Linked DNA regions of Homo sapiens: regions 2, 3 and 4 are each linked to region 1. A link is a contact called in ENCODE Hi-C data. All regions are on one chromosome and are shown on one strand. The core of a region is the stretch at or near the end of the contact, and the rest is flanking DNA. Distances in the headings are between cores, read along the strand shown.

Evidence for each region. Hi-C counts contacts between places; a loop is a spot of excess contacts on that map. Pooled maps may share reads with other maps.
Region 2: a loop to region 1 is called in a map with no recorded cell type, with 9 times the contacts of the local background. The contact joins two enhancer-like sites. A Hi-C loop is called at or near these places in 12 of 37 single-sample maps with no recorded cell type and 8 of 50 pooled maps.
Region 3: a loop to region 1 is called in a pooled map, with 22 times the contacts of the local background. The contact joins the promoter of IPCEF1 here to the enhancer-like site in region 1. A Hi-C loop is called at or near these places in 6 of 37 single-sample maps with no recorded cell type and 4 of 50 pooled maps.
Region 4: a pooled map shows a loop between it and region 1 (8-fold over the local background). The contact joins two enhancer-like sites. A Hi-C loop is called at or near these places in 2 of 37 single-sample maps with no recorded cell type and 2 of 50 pooled maps.

The regions. Positions count from the first base shown.
Region 1 is chr6:156,695,213-156,701,355 of GRCh38, reverse strand. No RefSeq gene overlaps it. Among named protein-coding and RNA genes, the nearest start is that of ARID1B, 79 kb to the left of the region's middle. RefSeq lists enhancers at 2,265-2,504, 4,245-4,294. Within about 2 kb of position 2,940, at least 6 of the 41 ENCODE cell types and tissues checked have a DNase peak (open chromatin) inside an H3K27ac peak, as active enhancers do.
Region 2 is chr6:154,245,965-154,252,107 of GRCh38, reverse strand. It overlaps IPCEF1 (interaction protein for cytohesin exchange factors 1), which reads left to right. Exons shown (of 12, transcript NM_001130700.2): 4 at 4,620-4,659; 5 at 5,348-5,517. It also overlaps a transcript of OPRM1 not described here. Among named protein-coding and RNA genes, the nearest start is that of IPCEF1, 110 kb to the left of the region's middle. Within about 2 kb of position 2,472, at least 5 of the 41 ENCODE cell types and tissues checked have a DNase peak (open chromatin) inside an H3K27ac peak, as active enhancers do.
Region 3 is chr6:154,352,951-154,359,093 of GRCh38, reverse strand. IPCEF1 (interaction protein for cytohesin exchange factors 1) reads left to right here and starts at 2,291. Exons shown (of 12, transcript NM_001130700.2): 1 at 2,291-2,422.
Region 4 is chr6:158,791,322-158,797,464 of GRCh38, reverse strand. The region is part of intron 2 of EZR (ezrin); the gene reads left to right. Among named protein-coding and RNA genes, the nearest start is that of EZR-AS1, 24 kb to the left of the region's middle. Within about 2 kb of position 3,849, at least 4 of the 41 ENCODE cell types and tissues checked have a DNase peak (open chromatin) inside an H3K27ac peak, as active enhancers do.

The sequences.
Region 1 (6,143 bases), core at 1,691-4,190:
GGAGTAGCTGGGATTACAGGCATGCGCCACCACACCCGGCTGATTTCTTTGTATTTTTAGTAGAGGCAGCATTTCGCCATATTGGCTAGGCTGGTCTCACTCCTGACCTCAAGTGATCCGCTCGCCTCGGCCTCCCAAAGTGTTGGGATTACAGGCATGAGCCACTGTGCCCAGCCAATCTTCTCATTTTCTAACTCATCTGTTTCTCATTCTCTTCTTCCTCCTCCTCTTCCTTTTTCTTCTTTCTTTAAAGCCTCAAGTTTTCCTCCTCAGATTTGTCTTGATTTTTAAAGTTTTCCTTTCATCTCTTGGATGTGGAATTTTCCCATAAAAATCTATTGTTCCCTTGTTTCATCCCTTTTGGAAAGGAATATCCTTCAACTGGAAAAGTGAAACATATCCACCAATTTTAAACGTTAAAAATAACTGTGCAAATATATAACTATGTTTTATCTTCAATTATTATGAAATTATTAACTCGGTCATTGATTTGTTTATTTGGCATGAGACCATGCTGTTCAGGGAATTCCTGCCCATTTCGAGAACCATCTTTCTTGCATTTCTTACTTAATGGGACTAAGCAACTTAGCTACAACTGAAATAATTTTAGCAAATATGAAATTCTACAAAAAAGCATGGCCAACAGAAAGCCTTCATTCACTGTGTTTATGTTGGTACTGATCTTCACGGCATGCTGTTAACTCAACATGAAGCTATGCTTTTTAAAACAATTCAAGTTCAAGGCCATCCCATTTATAACCAGTCATGTTCCAGGCCTATAAAGCATTTGCAATAACAATCCAAACTGGCATATAAGTTAAAGCTCACCCTAGGCAGCTTAAATTTACACGATTAGCCTGGGACTTGCTCATCCTGTAGCATCGGGAAGCCCGACCTCATGATCAAGTGCAATTCACATCTCACAATTCTAGCAATCGATGTACATGGATACACCATTATATTATTATTAAATCCAATTGCTTTGCAATTAACCCAATATGACACCCATACAAATGATTCAAATAAAGAGCCTCACATTTCACAGGGGACAATCAATACAGTGAAATCACAGCTACTGACAATGCCAGCAATTTGGCTTGTTACTTTAGTGCTACATTTTTCTCAGGTTGACACTTCTATTCCCGCTTCTGAATTACAGCTACCATAACTTTCAACTATTGGCAATGCCCACGCCTCACAAAAGCAGAATATTCAACCATGCTTGGCCATTCCTAACCTGTTAGCTGAGTCATGAAAAGTTACACCCAGCCTAAGACGTGCTAAATCATAATTTTTAAAAATTTTCTTTCTTTCCTCCCAAAATGAAATTTGGACTTCTTTTTCTCCAGGAAAAGCTCCTTAATGATGGAAAAGAAAATTATGAGACTTATCAATAGATTAAATAAGTTCTTAGGAAAAATGATTCTTGCCCCTCCCCTTGCATAAAACTCTTACAAGGAGATGCTTGAAAGCAAAACCAATCACAACAGTATCTTTCCCAATTACTATTATTGTTCTTCTGTAGCTTTATCATCTCTATTTTAATTAAGTGAAAGCACTTTACAGTTATAGCCTGATCAAAAGCAACCTTTTAAAAACATTACAACCTTCATTTTATGTCACCCTCTTTTGGCAGATTTTGCCAGTGTATGTGTTTGTCAGACAAGGTGGCTTTTAGCAGCATTTCCCTTCAGCCATTTCTACAGAGTTGGGTGCTGACATTCAATAGATATTTATTGACAGACTATTTGAGCGCTACTTTGTTAAGACCCCATAACTCCTTATTTCAAGTTGACTGAACTTGACCTTATGGAGCATTTAAGACAGGCACTGACCAAAAAATGTATCTTTTCTGTGTCTCTTTCTATATTGTTTCCAAACAGAGACTGGTTGAGTCAGATATGTTTCTATGAGGCCATTTCCATCTACTAAATGGGGGGAATAGAACATTAAGTATGCAGTAAAATGCCTCTGTTTTTTAACATACAGTGTAGACGATTGAAAATAATGACTTACTTAATACGCTAATAGAGTCTCCGTGAATCATACTGTATACATAACGGTGATGAAAATGTTCAGGTTTGAAATTTCTCCCTTGCCAGAGAGGAAACCATGGGGGTGAGTCATGGTTTTAGTGATGACTGGCCTGGGGAAGTGAAATTGGAAAGCCACAGGTTAAAAAAGGAGTGAGGAGTGATTCCTTAACAGGAGTGCCATAGTCATAAACTCCAAGAAGGCAAGAGACAGTTCCTTATGCTGCTCACACCTAGGCAGGAACCTGCAGAAGAAGAGCTCCTGGCGGTTCACCTGCAGGAGAGAAATCCTGAAAGCCCAGGAAACCAAACAACATTTAAAGTCACCTATGGATTGGGAAAAGAAACAGGACTTCTTGCTGGGGGAAGAGCGATAAATGACTGCCTGTAAAGGGGAACACAACTGAATGCAGTCACTCAAGTGAACGAAATTCATTTAAGAGCAATTGGATTAGAGATGGAGATTTACATGGATGACTTTAAAGAAGAGAAGTGTGCAAGAGACAGGAAAGATGCACATCAGTCATTTGCTACAAAACTGTAAACAGCATTGTTAAGTGGGAAAATGGGCCACTAAATTGTAATTAAACTATGACGATAATGTTGTAAAATGTGTGCTATGGGCAAAGACTGATTGGGATTACATAGAAATTAACCTAGTTACTGTGCTCTTGGTAAAGTATTGATGTTATTTGTTTTCCATTGTTAAATTTTGTGGTGTGAACATGAGGGTGGGGGTGGGGAGAGACTATATATAGAGAGTTTAGTGTTAAGACCATGGCACGAGGAACCAGGAAGCCGTCTTTAAGTTTCACACGGCCACGCCAGCTGCGATTGTAACCTCTCTTGAGTCTCAGTGTCCATATATAGAAAGTGAGAATAAGAACACCTGCCCTGCACTAATGGGGTAGTGAAAGCACTTTGTAAATTTGAAAGTATTGTAGGAGATTTTTTTAAGGAATGAAGGTCTGGGTGCTATCTAGATGAGAGACTTAGGAAGTCCAGACCTCAAAAAGTTACACTGACTCTCTTTTCTTAGCAGTCACTGCGGAAGCTGGAGAACATGTGTTATCTCATTTAATTTTACAGTAAAACAAATTACAAACACTTATTGGGCATCTACTAATTGTTTCACTAACCAGGTTTTCCAATACCATTTATAGAACAATCTTCTTGTCCTCCATTGATCTGAAATGCTCCTTTTATCACACACCTGAGTTTATATTTGAACTGCTGTTTTACTGCTCACCGTTCTGTTTTAATTGTTGTAGATTGGTGACTTTTTTAATCTGGTAGGGTAACTTTTTATAGCTGTTGTTTTTTAAAAATAGGATCCAGGGCAGAGAGGGAGCTATTAAGGAAGATAACCAAGCTTGGACTCAAGGGAGTAACTAACCAGCCCAAAGGCACGTTGCAGTGTAGCAGATTCTTAGAAGACATTCTGGAATCAGAGGAAGCTTACTTCAAATCCTGGTGTATGATTTATCATCCACATGACCCAACGTATATCACTTAATTTCTTTAATCTCTTTCCTCATCTGCAAATTGAAGACAATATCAGCTACCTTGAAGTGTCCTGATGTGGATTAAAGTACAAAATGGATGTCAGTTTCTCTAGGACCATGCCTGGCACCCAGCTGTCACATCCTTCCCTTCCTTTGAAAGCGTTCCTACTGGTAGGGACATGGCTTCCCTTTCTTAGGTTTTCTTACATCTGCAAAAAAGGAAGAAGAACAAAGAATGCTCACAGCATTCTGCAGGCTTGTTTCACTGAACGGAGATAGATACATGGTAACTGTCTAGGGGATTTCAGCTGTGCATGTGTATTCTCTCCTCCCTGAACATGGCAGAGCAGAAGATACTGCATGCCATAGAATTCATGAAGGGCTCTGTCATTATCCAGCCATGAACATGGGATGTCAAACCAGGTAGGAGTGCTTGGCGGTACATTCCCCTTGAGGGGAAGTGAAAGGGGAAATTGCCCTGGGCCGTGAGAACTGGCTAGGGAACAGGTGCAGAGTGATGGGGCCTCTCTTCTCTGCCAAGTTTGGACTTTAAGTGATTTTGGGGGCAGAACTCACATTGATGACCTCCCTTTTTGTAGTTTCTTAGAGATTATTGAGTAATATTTAAAAATATTTGATGATTAGAGTGAAGACACGTCACATTGGGCCCCAGAGCAATCTTCCACCTCCAGGAGTGGCCAGGATGACTTTGGAGGGACACCTCTGTCATCTTTTCTCCCTAAGTGATGGATGGATAGAGTCTGATCATAATTAATTTTAATAGAGACCTGATGTGCTGTGAGAGAATCTTGGCCATTCAAATGAAATAGAACTGATAGCCAGCCACGAAAAAAATAATCTCAGTTCTATCTCACCATTGGCTTTAGAACATATTAAGTCTAGTTAAGAAGTATTTATGGAGGGCTTCTGTGCCTGGTGCTATAGAAAGGGATACAAAAAAAGGACCTTGTCTGACATTCTCTGTCTGAATTGGACAGACAAGAAATATAATAAAATAATAATGTACTATCTGTGAGGCCCTGACATATGGTATACACTGAGTTATATGCTCAGTGTGCATTAGCTCTAATTCATTAATTCTTTCCACAAATGTTTCTGGAGTGCCTAGTATGTGCCAGGGATTCTAGTTGCTGGGAGAACCATAGGGCAGAAGGCAGAGCAAGTCCCTGCCTTTGGGAAACATTCTAGTACTTATAAGCAAATGAGTATGCACGATCATTTCAGGGAATGATCAATGCTATAAAGAGCCAGGGGCAGTGGCTCATGCCTGTAATCCCCGCACTTTGGGAGACCGAGGTGGGCGGATCACGAGGTCGGGAAATTGAGACCATCCTGGCCAACGTGGTGAAACCTGGTCTCCACTAAAAAAAAAAATAAAAATAAAAAATAAAAAAAAAATTAGCCAAGCGTGGTGGCGTGTGCCTGTAATCCCAGCTACTCGGGAGGTTGAGGCACGAGAATAGCTTGAACCTGGGAGGTGGTTCAAGTGAGCCGAGATCGCACCACTGCACTCCAGCCTGGTGACAGAGCGAGACTCCGTCTCAAAAGAAAAAAAAAAAAAAAAAAGAAAAAGAAAAAGACAAAAGAAAAGAAAAAGAAAAAGAAGTAGGGTACAGGGATAGAGGGGCATTGGGGCCCAGCTAGGGGATATTTTAGACAGGCCTCTCTGACGGGGTGGGCTGGAAGAATGAAGTGAACCCCAGAGGCCGAGGGTCCAGGCAGAGAGAACAGCAAGTATAGAGGCGCTGTGGGGATTCCTGAGACCAGGGCGGCTGGAATGGGGTGAGGCAGGAGGAGGGGCAGGAGAAGAAACAGGACAGACAGTAAGTGACTCTGCTGTGTCAGGTCTTGCAGGAAATGACAATCATTGCAGGTTTCATTCTGAGGCCAACGGGCAGCTCTTGGAACATTTTGAAGCAGGAGAGGGTTACCTGGAAACAGACTCTGAGCTGGCAATGCACAGGCAGAAGCCCTGTTCTCCCACCAGCAGAAGAACAAGAGAGAAGCAGGGCTGGGAAGAGGGAGAACGTGGGGTATCTCAACACAGACCCCCAACTGATCCCGCCAAAGCTGTGGGGTTGGGAGGACCCTTCAGAGTTTCCTCCAGTTGAGGCAAGAGGGCTGGACCTTATAAACCAGCATCAACCAGTTGCTGTCTCCCAAGAGGGGTTATAGACTTGGGCTAGGCAGCTCCCTGTGGGAGCGGATGCCTGGAGAGCGACACAGCTGTAGGCCGCCAGCAGTCAACACCCCCAGCAGCTAGGGCAGTGGCACCTGAGTCCTGAAGGGTGGCTCTCCACAGAATCCGCTACAGATCTGTTTATGTTTTCATTCTTATAAAAATCCTCTAAGTTAGGTGTTTTTATTCCCATTAGACAGGAGGAAACTGAGGCTCATGGAGTTTAGGCAACCTGTTCAAGGTCATACCTAGGAGATGTTGGATTTGAGACTAGATCTCTCCAAATGCAAAGACCATATCCTTTAAAAAATTGTGATAAAATATACATAAGTGAAATTTACCCTCTTAACCATATTTCAGTATAAAGTTGGTAGCATTAAGTACATTCACATTGTTGTGCAACCA
Region 2 (6,143 bases), core at 1,223-3,722, 2.4 Mb after region 1:
TTTATGTCTTTATTCCAGATTTTCCTCCCAATATCTAATCCCTTATATACTGCTGTATACCAAGTATTTCCACTTAGATGTCTCACATGTTTATCAGACTCAGTATCTTTACTGCTGAAACAATATGTACATTTCTAACTGTGTTCTCTATGGTGCTAAGTCATTTATTGCAATTGTTTCAGCTAGAAACTCCACGATTTTCCCTGGAACTTTGCTCTTCCCCACTTTCTACATTGTCTTCCTCCTTCTTCCGTCTTCTCTTGCACCCTTCCTGCAGCTCCTTATCTCCTCTCCCTTCCTTCCTCCCCTTCTTCCCAGTCCTCCTTTCATTTCTTCTTTTCCTCTTCTAGGTGGAAAGTGCCGTGGTATCCATCTTCGCCACAATCTCTAGTCCTTGCTTCCCTGCCCTACTTCTTAACAAAACAGCAACAATGCAAACAAATATCCTAACAGTTTACTATGCAGAGTTTTATTCTTGAAATACCTATTTTCACTTTACCATTTACTTTGGTGACTTTGGGCAAAATTCTGAAGCTCCGTTTGCTTTAATTTCCACTTCTGTAAAGTGGATATAATAATAGCACCTGAGCCAGAAAGGTGGCTATGAGAGTTCAATGCTAGTAATCTTGAAAAGACTCAGAGCAGCGCCTGGCACATGCGAGCATGATATGATTATTAAGCTTTATTCATATGTTTTAGCTGTCATTGTGGTTTTTTAAAATAAGAGATGGGATCTTGTTATGTTGTCCAGGCCAGTTTTGAGCTCCTGGGCTCAAGACATCCTCCCACCCCGGCCTCCCAAATCACTGACATAGGCGTGAGTCATCACATCCAACCTCTGTCATTGTTTTTATTACTGCTTCTGTTATTATTGTTAGAATGTCTATTGTCTTTCTTCATTATCCACTACTATGACAGATTATTTCAATTAATGTATTAAGTATTATTTAAGGTGGTTAGTCTTCTGAAAAAATTAAGCAAGCTTTTCATGTTTTCACAGGTAAATGTCTATTAATTGGATGCTTTAGAATCTCCTTTAAAAAGTTGAGTCTATTTTTCTGGGAAGGATAAAAAACGTTTGTGGAGATGTCAGGGGTTTCTGGAAGAACATCCCTAACAGCTCTATCAGTGCTGTGCCGATCTGGTATGGCTCTAAAATAGTCAGGAATTTCTGTGGCTTGGTTGTTAAAATATTGGTAATTTGAAACTGTCAATGATGTGAGGGTTTCTACCACAGAAATTGACAAAAGCCACCAGTTAGGGCTCCTGCAACCAGAGAGCCCATTTTACCAGCATATCACTGTATAGTTTTTGCTAAAGATTAGGATCACTATGAAGTCTGATGTAATGACAGAGCATCTTACTGTGAATTTTAATACATCTTGGGGTAAATTTTGCCTGCAAGGTTTAACAACTACTATATGGATTATAAGTCAATATAACAGTTACCCGTAACCTGGGCGTTAGCCCCAACATTCAATATCAAAGGAGTTTCCTTTGTATATTTTCTACTGGGTCTTTTGTATATTTCCATGTGTTTTTGAGTGATTCGTGGCCAAATGAAGTTTTTGAACCATCTTTTAAAAAGTTAAAGAAAAATACACTTCTTCAATGAAAAAGAAATACATATTTTCAAAGAAAAATTTCCCCTCAACTTTAGAAGTAAGTTAGGGCAAAATCAGATTTTTAGAATAATTTTTTAGTTTTACCTATAACATTCAAACTGGAAGAAAATAGAATGAGAAAATATCTTACTAGGCTCTGAATATTTATGATGATAGCAAGTTATAATTTCCCCTATTGAAAAACCATCTCATAAAATGCTCAACTGGTTGCTTGCTTTTTTTTTTTTTTTACTTACCTAGCGAAAAACCACATGCAAGATCATTTTGAAACGGACTAGTTCACGGGTTCCACTTCCTGTTGTGAGGAGTAAAATCTATCTTAGATGCAATAAAGTTCTCAAAGATTGTTTTCACTGTCTCATATAAACCAATTTAGGTTTCAAATTCATGTATGTTAGGTGAAACTGAAACTCCCTGAATTTGTTATTTCTATAATATGCAGTCTGTTTCTGGTCAGGGAAAACAGTTTTAACAGTTAATAATTTGCTTTAAGAGAATTATTGTCAGAACAGGGTTGACTCAATGACTCAATAACTAAGCTCCCTCCCCCACTTAAAAACAAACAAAAAAAAAGCCTTTCTTTGAGTTGGGTGCCTGTTCTGCTTGAGGTATTGTTCTCATCCCATCCTAGGCATAAGAACGTGGTGTAGACCAAGGGTTGGTCTTGGGCAGAATTGAGACAAAGCTCACATTTTGGGGCTTTCCCTGGAAGTAGCCCTAAGGTGGAGCCGGAGGGCTCCAGTCCCACTGGGTGCTCACAAGGAATGGGTGGAGGATACTCACTGGTACCCAGCTGGGAGCGATGGAAGGAGCATCACTTCCTCTCTGCCTTGGCTGATCCCATCGCTGCCCTCCAGGGACTTTCCTCTCATTTGTTCATCTGAAGGCTGCTCTTCTTGTTTGAACTAATGTAATTTCATCTTGTTCATTGGAGGCCTGAGCACTCTAGGAATGACTGTTAACAACGCCCTTTTCTCCCTATTCCCCTGGTTCTTGGTTTGTCTCAAGTGCTTGCTAGGGACTCCTGGACCCCAGATTTCCCAAATCTTACCCAGCATCTACATTCACGAATTCTCTTCTTTGTCTTTAGTCCTGGCTCTCAGCTAAAATTTAGCCACTCAAATAATATACATATTTGGGCAAAAATATTTTGCCAATAGGTACTAGTTGGGTTTTACTGATCTCAGAGAATTGGCATATCAAAAAAAGGTCCCAGGAGATGATTTGAGGGAATGATAGGAACTTTAGAACACAAGACAGGTCAGTGTGGGAGATATTTGTGAAGTGAGGCTGAGACTAGGTCCTTTTCATGATAACTTGCCTGGATTTTAGTAACATGCCATGATTATAACATGTCTATCTTTGCTTAAAATTTAAGGTAATTACTGCCATCTTTATGGATGATTAATTTTGGGGGGGATAAATTTTACTCTAACATTGGTCAGATGAAATGTCAGTGCAATATTTCTTGGGATCTATATTTCCCAGGAAATATAATTTAAACACTTTAGCTTCGTTGTAATTGCTGAAGGATACATAAATCATACTTATAAAAATTATGATTTTTTTCTGTTTATTAGATATAAAGTATTTGTTTATCTCAACGATATAATATTATATTACACATACTCATATAAAGGGATGTTGTTTAGTTCTCAGAGGATTTTCACAAATAAATCTTGTAAAATCTTTATAAGACCTATAGGATTAGAATTATTATCAATATCTTCATTTTATAAATGAAGAAGCAGATTCAGAGAGTGCTATTTTCTTGGGCACCACAGCTACTAATTATAATAGCCAGGAATTGGTTCCAGGCCTCTGGATTTAAAGACCTTCTCCTCTTTTCACTATGTCATATCCCTTCTTCAAACATACAGTAGAACCATATACAATAGCTATCAGATCAATAGTTAGATATGTAGACTATAAGCCAGGAACCTCTAGAAAACATTATAAAATGCTGTACTAAGATTACATACCAAATTTTGGAACTGCTTTTCATTTTCACACGTTTTTTCCCCTGAGTTCTCTACCTGTTAACGGAAAAGGTTGTCTTTCAAATTTAAATCAGTTCAGCTTAGATATTTGTAAAGAAAAAACAAATAGAACTTCTTTAAGCAAAATTTTTTTTCTCTCTCTCTACACACACACACACACACACACACACACACACGTATTTTAAAGCACTTAAAAATATTTTTTATTTTTGCTGATAGTCTGATTGTATGTTTGTTTAAAATGTATTGTGGAAAAAATGTATATTTCATATATGTTGTCTTATGTCTGATTTGAAGAGCTAGTACAGAATAGTAGGTGGTAACTAATTTATCTTCCATAAAACGTGAGAAATATTCAGAGATATTTAAAGACAGAATAACAAACTTTAATTTGTCTGTAAATAAGAATTTCCTGATAAGGAGGGTTGATTGCTACTGAACTCTCACTGAAAGAGGTTGTGGAATTTCATTTTCTGGGATATTTAATTCATGTGGTTTAGGTCTAACCCTACGTGGTAGCAGGACTATGAGCTGAATAGTCAAGTGACTCTAATATTTTGAGATTGTAACAATTATCTTCCAGGTTTATCTGAATAATCATTGTTATTTAGAAATTGCAAAAGAAGCAGATATATTTTTCCTTCTCTCACAAAAACACAAAAGGGGAAATATTTTTTGATTTTTAAAACTTCCGTGAACACTGTGCTATCATAACTAAAGTAGTAGTGAGAGCGGCTTGTGGGTGGGAACAGGAAACATCAGTGATAAATGCTCTGTGACTTTTTTTTTTTTTCAGGTTCAGCTCAATGTATATTGATTCTAATTAGCACATTTTGTGCCTCAGCTAGTAGCTCCCCGTTAAGCTCTGCCTGGAGAGTTTTTTTTTAGATTCCATCCTGCTCATAAACACTGCCACCTCCTCCCTCCTTCTCTCTTTACAAATGTTACAACACAATCAGAAATTTCCTCTTTTCTTTCCTTCCTGCATTTTCAGCAGGTTCCCTTGCGTCAGAAGCCCAGGAGGAAAACTCAAGGTAATTAGATCTCTTTTGTTTCTTTATCTCCATTTTGTGTACGTTGAGTGTGGCTTTTCTCCGGGGTGCCTTCCTTGGGATCAGATTTCTGTCTGTCTTAATGCTAATAAGAGGAGGTGGACGGCAGATTAATTTTTGGTTATTGTTGAATCGATTTTAAGAAATGACGACATGTTGTTCATTTGGATTAATCCCTCGTGGTATGTCAAAAGAGCTTAGAAAAACTGGCAGTGAGTCGGGAAGTAGCTGTGTATTGAGGTGGGCATTAACCCTTCAACATCTATTGCATAACTACGGCTGTTATTGTTGAGAGGAGCTATGTTACTGCACTGATATGCCCGCCAGCCTTACAATTTTAATTATTTTCAACTTATTCTTGGTGAATACTATTCTTAGACTAATACTTGCATATTACTCCTGCTGCGCTGTTTCTTTGGCCGTATCTTATACCTTCTAAGCATGAAACAAATGTTTAAAAATAAAACAGACACATGGCTTTTTTTTTTTTTTTTTGCATTGGTTTTGCATAGGTTTTGCATAGGCTTTGCATAAATCTTGGTGAAAAATCCAGCTCCCCGGGGGGTTAACAATTAAAAGTTGCCTTTCACTCTGTCACATAAATCAGGATAATACTTTACCTACCAAATCAGGGTAATACATTATCTACCTCTTCATGTAATCATTGCAGGTTTTCTCACGATGAGTCGGAGGAGGATATCGTGTAAAGATCTGGGCCATGCTGACTGCCAAGGGTGGCTGTATAAGAAAAAGGAAAAGGGAAGTTTCCTAAGCAACAAATGGAAAAAGTTCTGGGTGATACTGAAGGGGTCGTCACTGTACTGGTATAGCAATCAAATGGTGAGTCTGCTTTCTTCCTCCTATTCCCAGCCGTTTTAATGAGGGATACGTTAAAGGCATCAGGTGATCCCTATGGGAAAGTTCATTTTGATTTCTGGGAATTGGAGCGGAGTAAATAAACAAATAAGTTATAGAAGCCATTTCTGGTGCAGTAGATATGTAGGTTATGCTTCTGTGTTTTATGGAGAAGAAACCCATCCTGTTTGACTACTCTGGCTGGGGAGGAAGGGAGTGTCGACATTTACATCCTTGCTAAAGGAGACTTTTAAGTTCTGTTATTAATGTTACTATTCCACGAGGGATTCTAATAGTTTCAGGATTTATGTGGCCATCACTTAACATGGCACCTTTACATAGTTAAGGTCTCTCTACTAAAAGGAGACTCGGCTTCACGACCTACAAGGGTGTCAGTTGATTCAATTCAGAGAAGCTTTTTCAATTTCTCCTCCTTTACTTTCTTCTTCCCCTTCTTTCCCCCGACCTTCTTTATCAAATGGGTTGGTTTGGAATCGCTAACCCCTATGCCAGCTTTGCATTGGCGACTGTCACCTCTTGTCCCCTGGTGTGCTCTGTGATGGCATTAAACTAGTCGTGCTTAGACAACATTTGAAAAGATAGTTGCCTAG
Region 3 (6,143 bases), core at 1,042-3,541, 2.3 Mb after region 1:
TTTTTCTTTTGAGACGGAATCTCGCTCTGTCACCCAGGCTGGAGTGCAGTGGCGCGATCTCAGGTCACTGCAACCTCCGCCTCCCAGGTTCAAACGATTCTCCTGCCTCAGCCTTCTGAGAAGCTGGGATTACAGGCTCGTGCCACCAGGCGTGGCTAATTTTTTGTATTTTTAGTAGAGACAGGTTTCACCATGTTAGCCAGGATGGTCTCGATCTCCTGACCTCATGATCTGCCAGCCTGGGGCTCCCAAAGTGTTGGGATTACAGGTGTGAGCCACCGTGCCCGGCCCTATAAACTTTTTATACTTTTCTCATTTTAACGGAGTCTTTGGGGAGGGAGGGAGCAAATCTGTGGTCAGCCCGTCATCTTGAACTGACAGTCCGGCCGTTTTGAGGATTATTCTAATTCTACAAATCATCTTTGCTCAAAGAATTTAAGTGGCTCTATTCTGGCCCCATAAAGGTAAATAACATGTCTTTTGAGGATATCTTTGATGATGGCATCTAAATGTCTGGTGAGAAGCCAGGCCATGCTGTTGATACCACTAAATTCCTTTAATATCACCTAGTACCATTTTTTTTTCTACGTAAAGCAGGGAACTAGAAGACAACTCAATATAGGGAGAAGATGAGGCAGCACTTCCAGAAATAGAAGTGTACACAAACAAGAAGCCGCTGAGAGAACCTTCATTTTGTTCCTGCTCAAAATGTACAGCATCTTCTTTCATTTTTTCACTCCTCCACAGATTTAGTTTACATTTTATCTTTGTCTTAGTCATTCAGGCTGTTATATCAAAACACCGTAGCCTGGGTGGCTTACAAACAAAAGACATTTATTTCTCACAGTTCTGGAGGCTGGACATCCAAGATCAAGGCGCCAGCAGATTCATTGTCTGGTGAGGACCTGCTTCCTCGTTCCTAGGTGACTGTCTTCTGGCCATGTCCTCATATGGTGGAGGGGTGGGCAGATCTCCAGGTTCTCTTTAATAAGAAAATTAATACCATTCATGAGGGCACTGTCCTCATGACCTAATCACTCCCCAAAGGTCCACCTCTAAATACAATCACATTGGGGATTAGGTTTCTATATATTCTATATATTCTATATATATATATATATATATATATATATATTTTATATATATATTATATATATATATTTTATATATATATTATATATATATATTTTATATATATATTATATATATATATTTTATATATATATATATTTTATATATATATTTTATATATATATTATATATATTATATATATTTTATATATATATTATATATATTATATATATTTTATATATATAATATATATATTTTATATATTATATATATATAATATATATAATATATATATTATATATATAATATATATATAATATATATATTATATATAATATATATATAATATATATATAATATATATATTATATATATATATTATATATATATATACACATACATATTTATTTATTTATTTATTTTGAGTTGGAGTCTTGCTCTGTCTCCTAGTCTGGAGTTCAGTGGTGCGATCTCGGCTCACTGCAACCTCTGCCTCCCAGGTTCAAGCAATTCTCCTGCCTCAGCCTCCTGAGTGGTTGGGATTACAGGCATCTGCCACCACGCCCAGCTGTATTCATTTCCCTAGAAGGTATAGAGAAACAAGAAGCTGGTGTTGAAAGGGAGATTGGGAGGGCAGGAATTTGTAATGAGATGGAATATCTCTGACTTTCAGCCTGCCATTTTCCTTTTCCAATGTGGGAAAGAAAAGTTTTGTGGTTAGAGACTCTTCTATGTCTACTGCAAAAGATGGCAGGCTAAGACTTATTTTTATCCTAAAATACGTTTTACAAATGTGTCTGTACCCTCTCTTTATTAGAGCATTATGAACGATTAGGAAAGGAGGAAAGAGGGAAATCTGAAAGAAGATTGAACCTAAAGAGGTTGAAGTGGCATTTCACCCAAAAATGCTGAGAATGACTCTGCAGATCATCTCACCCTCCATGCCTGTAAATGAACATCCTTGCCTCCAAAACAGGAAAGCAGAACCATGAACTGTTCCACCAATGTGCTCGGCAAATGAATACACTGGGCAGTGCTTAGTGATCAATGAACTCAGGCAGATGGGGTGTGCTTGCCTTACATGTACTGTGTCCTGGATATGGGCATCAAGGAAGGGTTTCATAACAATGAGAAGGAAGAACGTTAGGATTGAGGAAGTGGAGATGATACTTCCTCTTCTTTCGAAAGAGCTTTACTCTCTGATCAGCTTTGAATGTTAGTTCTGGGTTGACTGAGTTTCCAGAGCTGAGGCTGCTTTAAGTAGAATCCTCAAGCTTGGCCTCAGAGTACTATGAGGCTTCTGAATCCAGGAATAAGACTGCTCTTGGATTTACTCTCTTTGTATTGCATGTAAGTAACGTCACTTCTTGGCTGATGTATGAGAGGTAACTGCTTGACAGATCAAGATGGCAAAGCAATGGATACCCTAGCACTCTCCTTAGAGTAGTGAGGTAGGAAATATGACTTTGGGGATGTAATATTCACTCAGCTCTCTGTAATCTGGGAAGCCAGGTGCTAAAGATTCTTTAATTCTGTGAAAGCTTTGAAAGAGGAGAGAGTTGTGTACTCACTCTGCTTTTATGTTTCTTAAATGGGTGTTGTCTTGATAGGTGTTTAGACTGCAGACCACAGGTTTGATTTAGAAAAGCACAATTCAGCATGTATTTGGGTCCTGAGGAGTTCATTTGGGGAAGCACTCTGGGGCCGCCCTCTTTCGAGAAAGTGTGTTCTTTGCAAGGGAGCTTCCTTTGCATGGAGGCAGCTGGGGGACATTTTACACTTTGATAAAGGTCTCAGGCTTGCCAAAATATCTCTGGTATAAAAATGAAAGCTAGGTGTTGTTGGTTCAGAGTCTTTTAGTAAGGGTGTCTGGGGCACTTGATTTTTCTTTGCTGGGGTATATGTGAAAGTATTTAATTATAGAAGTCAGAATTATAACCCACTGAAGCATCTTTGACTACAGCAGTGGGCTCTATTAGTCTTGAGTGGCCTATGTGTTCCTAGTGCTGTCCTTGATAAAGTCTAATTTCTATCGAGTTATTTATTTTATGTAGAAAATTGAAACCGAGGGCTGGGCACAATGGCTCACACCTGTAATCCCAGTACTTTGGGTGACCACGGCGAGAGGATCACTTGAGGTCAGGAGTTTGAGACCAGCCTGGGGGCAAAATAATGAGACCTCATCTCTACAGGAAGAAAAAAAAAAAGAAAGAAAAGAAAATAGAAAATAGAATGCCGGGTGCGGTGGCTCACGCTTGTAATCCCAGCACTTTGGGAGCCCAAGGCGGGTGGATCATCTGAGGTCAGGAGTTCGAGACCAGCCTGGCCAACATGATGAAACCCCGTCTCTACTAAAAATACAAAAATTAACTGGGCGTGGGAGCATGCACCTGTAATCCCAGCTACCTGGGAAGCTGAGGCAGGAGAATTGCTTGAACCCGGGAAGCGGAGGTTGCAGTGAGCTGAGATTGCGCCACTGCACTTCAGCCTGGGTGACAGAGCAAGAGTTCATCTCAAAAAAAAAAAAGAAAGAAAGAAAGAAAAGAAACAGAAATGGAAAGAACACACATTTCTTTCTGCTCACATCATGCAAGCAAGGAAGAAAAGGGTGTAAGTTTGTGTATGTGTTGATGAACTCATTCTTTAATTTACCTTATAATTTCCTTCCATTCCTCTTTTTATAAATCAAGTGTCTTTTCTGGAGTGGGTCCATGTATGAACTATTTCAGGCAAGCTGTGTTAAGCAAATATACATCATCAGAGTATGGAAATAGGAAGTTCTTTCCTGCGGTAGTTTGCTGTGGCAATAAGAGATAAGAAATTACTTCATCACTATTGCCTGAGACTTTCCTTTTGACTCGTGCATCCTTTTGAACAGCTCACTTCTGCTTTCCATCCAGCTTGGAGGCTCTGCAGTGTGAGCTGATAATTGCAGTACAGGTTAACAATTTGCAAGTAGGTCTAATGTGGCAAATGGTGTGTGTGTGTGTGTGTGTGTGTGTGTGTGTGTGTGTGTGTGTGTGTGAAGAAAAATCCTAAAAAATAAGCTTTTTAGCCTTAAAGAGAATCCTGCAAATGGAGGAGTTACTTGTGCTCCCAAGTGCTCAGAACAGTGCCTGCTCTCAGTAAATATTTGTTGAATGAATGAATAACTGGCATAATTCATAAAATGAATGTGGTAGGAAAGCCATTGCTTTATCTCTGTTACTCAGGCACTTTAAAAAGTGAATGTTAGAAAAGATCAGAGTGGAGGAGGAGAGGAGAATATGAAGGTGTGGAGTAAAGAAAGGGTGTGTAGAACGGGGATCAGAAAAATCCCCAGGTCAGTAAAGTGAAAGGGTTGGCGATACATGGTGGTGGAGGTGGAGGTGGAGATAAAGGGGGTGGTGTTGGAAGTGGTGGTCGTAGGGGAGGTGATGGTGGAAGTGACGGTGGAGATGGTAGAGGTGGTTGTGGAGGCGATGGTGGAGGTGGTAATGGAGATGGTAGAAATGGTGATTGGAGTGGTAGAGGTGATGGTGGAAGTGACGGTAGAGATGGTGGAGGTGGTTGTGGAGGAGATGGTGGAGGTGGTGGTGGAGGAGATGGTGGAGGTGGTGGTGGAGGTGGTGGTGGAGATGGTGGTTGGAGGTGACGGTGGAGGTGACAGATGGTAGAAGTGATGGTAGACATGGTGGAGATGGTTGAGGAAGTGATGGTAGAGGTGATGGTACAGATGGCGGAGATGGTGGTTGGAGGTGATGGTAGTAGAGGTAATGGTGGAGGTAATCATGGGAAGGTCAGTATAATTTAGCCAAGAGAAAACACAGTTGGGGGCTCAGACATATCTGTTCAAAATCTATATCTCTGAACCTACCAGCTCTGTGACCTCCGAACCTATAAAGTGGTGACTATAACATATTGACTTTTTGGGTTGTTGTGTGAGGGTTAAAAATATGATTGCATTAAATGGCAGTTATCGATATCAGTTTTCAAGTTGCCAGAGCCACGCTTAAAAATTTAATCTCTAATTTCTCTTTTTTTCTTTATGCTTTGTGCATTTTCTGAATTTTGTAAAGTGAAAGTGAGTTTTTAAAAGAATCATTAATTTAAAATAAATATGATAAGCCTAGTTATCAGAATGGTTGAACACATGGTGGTATATAAAGAAATGTCATCAAGAAAATGATATTTATGGAAATAGTCTCATGATGTAATGCTAAGTCCAAAAAGGAGGAACATAACTTTTTCAACTATGTAAAAATACTGCAGAGAAGCAAGATTTGGGTGAAATGCATTAAAATGTTAATATATGAGTAGTGGGCTTATAGCTCGTGGTTCTTCTTTCTTTGTACTTTGTACTCTATTTTCTTCCCAGATTTTTCATTAGTGGAACATACCTGAACTATTTTAATAATCTGAAAATAAAACAAACGTTGAAAGAAAGTAAATAGGCCCGGGTGCGGTGGCTCTCATGCCTGTAATCCCAGGACTTTGGGAGGCCAAGGCGGGCGGATCACCTGAGGTCAGGAGTTCCAAACCACTCTGGCCAACATGGCGAAACCCTGTTTCTACCAAAAATACAAAAATTAGCTGGGCATGGTGCGGGCGCACGTAATCCCAGCTACTCAAGAGGCTGAGGCACAAGAACCACTTGAATCCGGGAGGCGCAGTGAGCCGAGATCACGCAGCTGCACTCCAGCCTGGGCAATGAGGGAGACTTCATCTCAAAAAAAAAAAAAAAAAAAAGGAAAAGGAAAAGAAAAGAAATGGACAAAAATGTAACCCTCCTTAAATCTTCCACCAACAGGACGACAAAAGCAATGTTTTAGTGATAGTGTGCTGAAGTTCATGGTTCATTGCAGTCTAAGAAATGACACTTAAAATTTATGTTATTTAGTCTTTGTAGGGAAATCCCCTTTGAGAGTAAGGCTGGTGCAGAATCATGTGTCAACTCTGAAGTGAGAAAAAGGAAACGTGGTCCCACTGGGGCTGGCTGGTCTGATTAATTCCTAGAATGACATGAAAATGGGTTATTTTCTCTGGATGACTTATAACTGCGTCTAAACCTGAGTTTGATGATTTCCTAAAA
Region 4 (6,143 bases), core at 2,600-5,099, 2.1 Mb before region 1:
GACTGGTTTTTGAGTAAATGGCAGGTGTGATAATATAGGGATTAATCTGTTAACCACTGAATCCACTGCCTGAAATTCAGACATTCAAATGCTCCCATTTGAATTTCCCTTTCTTATTTTACATGGTTTTCCTGATTTTTGAGTACATAAAAAAATTATTGCAAACTTTTTTCCTGCAGTGTTCTGGCCACTGAAATTAAATCTGGTTCTTTTGTCTAAGACTCAAGGGTTGCTCTCCTGTAATGTTTGTGGAGGAACTGATCTTGGACTTTTCCCTCCTGTCTTGGGCTTTTATTACAGTTTGAATTTATGCTGTAAAAAGTGTGATTGTAGAGGTAACCTATAAGTTTAAAATATTCAGAGGAAATGGATGCTTCCCAAAGGAAAAATTGCATACCTATATTTATTTACCAAAATGAGGAAAATACCTGGGAAATAATTTGGCCAAATATTCAGCAATTATATTCATAGATTAGAAGCAAAATACAAAATTTGATTGTCAACTTGGTACCTTTTTCATTCCTTACACTCTTAGAAGGCATTTTAAGATGCCATTTTGATAAAATTAAACTGGGAAGACTCAGAAATCATGTTTTCCCAACTATATTCTGAAAAATCCTAGTTCCCTGGGATGCTCCGTGGAAATAACCTGTGGGCAGAACAATCTGTGAAGTGGAGACTGTGGCCCCGTCTTGGACTGCCACTGTTGGCATCAACATGGCAGACAGGCAACAGCCTTTCAGCTAAAGAAGGAAGAAACAGAAAACCCCACCTTAACCACTGCAGAGTTACGTGACCTCCAAACACTGCCCCCACAGCATATCCCCATTTTTGTCCCTTTCCCTTTCAAAGCCAAATAATTTCAAAGAGGACTACATAGCTGCTGGCTTGGGATGGTGTCAAAAGCCAGGCAAGATGATTTTAAGTCATAGAATGATCGAGCTGGAAGATGCTCACAGATTAAATGGTCTCCAGCCACTCAATATCAGCAGCAAGGGAGAGGAACAGGGTTGGCCTGAGTGAGGCTGGGGCCACCCCTGCCGCCAGGCCTGTGTGCCAGGCTCAGGTGCTCCAGGGAATGAGCAAAGAGGATGTTGGGTTTATTTTGTTTTAATAAGGCGAATTGTTACTGAGTTTATTTAAAAATAAAGCAGCTTGGGGTTTAACACCTTGCATGTCGGTTGCATTGGAGTGGTAACACCTGTGCTGTCGTGTGTCTGCCTGGAGGGGTACTTTCCTTCTTGGGAAAGTGAACACAGGTGTGTTGTCCCTTCTCCGTGAAAACACTCTACTTGCTGGCCTTGAATAGCATTCTAGTGGGTTACTTTTCTCCTAGTGGTCAGAGAGTATTTATTGGACCTCTGGTTCCATTGGCATGTGTCCCCTAAGGAGGGAGACCCTTCAGGGGGTACTTACACCTCTACTGTCCGATGGCACTGGCTGTGTCACACCTGGCCTGTGGGCTTTGAACCTAGCATTTCAGAGTGGGAAAAGGCCTCAAGCCATCTAGTCCAAACTCTACCTGCAGATCAGGTAGAGGCCCAGTGGCAGGAAGTCATCAGCTAGGGGTCCTCAGATTACAGAGCTAGCTCTCAAACCCAGGCCCTCTGTCTCCCGTCTCTTGCCTTCCAGTGATTCCCAAATTTGGCCTCCTCAAAATCACTTGTGGAAGTGACAGCTTCCTGGGCTGCGGGTGTTTGAAAAGCTTCTGTGGGGATTCTGATGGTGAGGCTGATGTGGGAAGCACTGTGGTGTGTGATCACTGAGGCACACCCATCTTCATTAATGTGTAAGCCACTCGGGGATAGGAAGGGCTAATGCCTCTCTGTACTCACAGTGCCCATCGAGGTGCCTGGCACACCTTGCAGTAGTTAATTGGTATTTGTGGATCGAATGAACATGTTAGGTGCCCACTAGCAGGGGTTGGTCCTGTAGTCTGTGGCCATGGAACATTAGAAGAATAAAGCTATTGTGGTTCATCCTGTAGTATAGTAAGTTCGAGCTGAGCTAACCTGTAATAACACAAATACAATTTTTTTTTTTACGTTTTTAAAAGTTAGAGATGGGTTCTTGCTATGTTGCCCAGGGTAGTCTCAAACTCCTCGCCTTGAGATCCTCCTGCCTTGGCTCCCCAAAGTCCTGCGATTACAGGCCTGAGCCATTATATTTGGCCAACAAATAGAATTATTTATTTATTTATTTATTTATTTTTTGCGATGGAGTCTCACCCTGTCACCTAGGCTGGAGTGCAGTGGCGTGATCTTGGCTCATTGCAACCTCCGCCTCCCAGGTTCAAGCGATTCTCTCTCCTCAGCCTCCTGAGTAGCTGGGATTACAGGTGTGTGCCACCACATTTGGCTAATTTTTATATTTTTAGTAGAGATGGGGTTTTACCATGTTGGCCAGCGCTGGTCTTGAACTCCTGACATCAAGTGATCTGCCTGCCTTGGCCCCCCAGAGTGCTGTGATTACAGGTGTGAGCCACTGCGCCTGGCCTAGACTTTTTTAAAGAGTAGATTATTAAGCAAAGGGAGAGTATAAACAGTATTGGTTTTTCATTAGCTTCATCTGTACCGTCAACCACATGGTTCTTTTTGTCTTGGTAGTGGTACAGGAGTAAAGTTAAACTTAAATCACCACCAACACCCCCAAGCTAAGCATAACTTTTAAAAGTTTTTAATATTTTGGCAAGCCTGGGAGAAATATTGCCCTTTTTTGGGTAGATCTTGGATGACTAACTGCTTACTATACACACACCTGTACTACACGTGATTGCGTTGCCTTCACTGAACACCGTTTTTGATAACTGTGTAATCTGAGGGGAATTACTAAGACAATAAAAACTGCAGACCACGCGCTCTTTTTCTCCAGTCTGCACATAGTTTGGATATGTGTGGTGGTGTGTTTAAGCCCATGGACTTGAGTTTTTTATGGGACAATCCTTGTGTGTATCAGAATCATACAGTCCCAGTACCATCTTATTCCTCTGGCATTATTGAAGATACAAGAACCAGTTGGCATTCAAATATGTTGAGTTCACTAAAAACAGTTGCTGATGAGGGAAACCTAACACCCTGATAATAAAATGGAAAGTTGGGATTTAGATGTGTTTTCTCAATTGCCAAAGCCTGGTGGTGGTGGTGCTGGTGCTGGTGCTGGTGGTAGTGCTGGTGGTGGTTGTGGTGGTTTTGAGTCTTCGCTGTATCACCCAGGCTGGAGTGCAGTGGCGCGATCTTGCTCACTGCAAGCTCCGCCTCCCAGGTTCAAGCAATTCTCCTGCCTCAGCCTCCCAAGAAGCTGGGACTATGTATGGGCACGTGGTACCACGCCCGGCTAATTTTTGTATTTTTAGTAGAGACGGGGCTTCACTGTGTTGGCCAGGCCGGTCTCGAACGCCTGACCTCTAGTGAGCCACCCACCTTGGCCTCCCAAAGTGCTGGGATTACAGGCGTGAACCACTGCATGTGGCCCCAAAGTCTGTTTTTTTTCCCCAAGCCCTTGGATAAGTAGACAAAGTATGTATGTAAATGGTCCTGTCATCTCAGTGAATGTCTCATTTTAAATTTTGGTGAAAGCTTATGCTGTATTGTAGCACATTATTTTATCTATAACATTGAAAATAATTGGCCTTTCTAAACATGGAACTGTTTATCATGCAGTAGGGTAAGGCAGTGCCATGCTGTGGTACTTAATCTGGGGAGGATCTCCTCCCTTTTCCCCATAGAGCATTTGGAAATGTGTGTGTGGATGGGGTTGCTTTTAGATGTTCCAGTGACTGGGGACACTCAGTCATTGGATGGCTTAAGGATGCTAAACGTTCCTGAGTGCTTGGGATAGTCTTGCAGAATGAATACTTGTGCTGTCCAGAATGACAAGAGCACCCCCAGTGGGAAACACTAGTAGGGTAATGACTAATCAAGTAACAGACATGCCCTTTAACTTAAAGCAGCTCATTAACATAGTATTCATTTACCTGTTTAGATTTTGAGTATCTTCTCTTCAATCTCTATGTAAAGATACAGATTGTAGAGCCTGCCCTATGTATGAATATATATATATATTAAAACTGTGATTCTAAGAAGGGGTTCTTAAGGTTCTGGTGTGTCCCCAAATCAGAACTGGAAATTATTCCTTTTAACAGGGCCAATGGATTCCTATTGCTGGTCCTAGTTTTATTACTGCAGTGCCAGAACAACTCCCTGATCATCATTTTTATTTTTTTAAAAGAGGATCTCACTCTTTCATTCAGGCTGGAGTGCAGTGGCTCGATCATAGCTCACTGCACTCCAGCCTGAATGATTTTTTGTAGAGAGATGGGGTCTTGACTTGTTGCCCAGGCTGGTCTCAAATTCCTGGACTCAAGTGATCTGCCTGCCTTGGTTTCCCACAGTGCTGGGATTACAGGCATGAGCCAATGGGCCTGGCCTCCCTGATCTTTAGACTTGCAATAATTGTTTGAGGTTGCGTACCATAGGGAATGATTGCCCATGGGTGTTGGAGCATAGGTAAAAAATTTTGTGGAATGATCGGACCAGCTAAGAGTTGGCATTGTGTTGGAGCTGCTGGTGCTCAGATGAAGTCCTTTTGTTAGGAGGTGTAGATTTGTTGACTCATGCAGAACTTCTCAGTAGCTTACTTTTTTTTTTTTTTGAGATGGAGTCTTGCCCTGTTGCCCAGGCTGGAGTGCAGTGGCCCGATCTTGGCTCACTGCAAGCTCCACCTCCCGGGTTGATGCCATTCTCCTGCCTCAGCCTCCCGAGTAGCTGTGACTACAGGCGCCCGCACACCTGGATAATCTTTTCTATTTTTAGTAGAGATGGGGTTTCATCGTGTTAGCCAGGATGATCTCCATCTCCTGACCTCGTGATCTGCCCTCCTCGGCCTCCCAAAGTGCTGGGATTACGTGAGCCACTGTGCCCAGCCAATTTTTAAGTTCACTTTCTACACGCTACTGGGTTGTTAAAACCAACCTCAGTAAAAGTATCCGTTTTACAAGTTACTTGCTTTTTCAGGCCAGGCACAGTCAGGAGTTTGAGACCAGCCTGGCCAACATGGTGAAACCCTGTCTCTACTAAAATTACAAAATTTAGCTGGGTGTAGTGGCTGGCATCTGTAATCCCAGCTGCTTGGGAGGCCGAGGCAGGAGAATCGTTTGAACCCAGGAGGCAGAGGTTGCAGTGCTGAGATGATGCCACTGCACTCCAACCTGGGCGACAGAGGAGACTCCATCTCAAAAAAAGAAAACAAGTTAATTGCTTTTTAAAAGGGTTGTGTGAACTTTCAGTCAGATATGAAACTGTTTCAGAACCAAAAATAAGTTATTCTAAATTCCTGCTAGTCAGTTTGCAAAATGCTTAATATCTTTTTAATGTTAATTATTAGCTTTGGTTTCAGGAGATGTCATTTTCACACTGTCTTCAAACTTAGAAGAGACTCAGGTTTAGAATTTGGAGTCTGGGCCGGGCGCGGTGGCTCACGCCTGTAATCCCAGCACTTTGGGAGGCCGAGGCAGGCAGATGACAAGATCAGGAGATTGAGACCATCCTGGCTAACACGGTGAAACCCTGTCTCTACTAAAAATACAAAAAATTAGCTGGGTGTTGTGGCGGGCACCTGTAGTCCCAGCTACTCGGGAGGCTAAGGCAGGAGAATGGCAGGAACCTGGGAGGCGGAGCTTGCAGTGAGCCAAGATCACACCACTGCACTCCAGCCTGGGCGACAGAGAAAGACTCTGTCTCAAAAAAAAAAAAAAAAAAAATGGAGTCTGAAATCTCGTGTGCATGGACTCTGGTCATTTGTCTTTGTCCTAACCAGACAGTGGCCTTCAGTTCTAATTGTACTTGGGGTTCCCACTTCTGAACCAGTAGATAGCAGAGAAAGAAAGGTGGCATATCCAGGGTTCTGCATTTGTGAGCAAACGCCCCTCCACTTTAGTTTTAGTGTGTTATGTCATTGTTGGCTTCTGTGTATGTAGCTGGAGCTGCATTTGTTATTGAGATATTTGACTTGGGGCTGGTTTTCCCATCTCTAATACATGCCCTTGGAACCATAATTGAGAGAAATGCGTGCTTTTATTTTATGCTTCATAACAGCCATTTTGTGATTTTAAAAAAATTACCAGCAGGAAATGAAAGAAAAGTAGG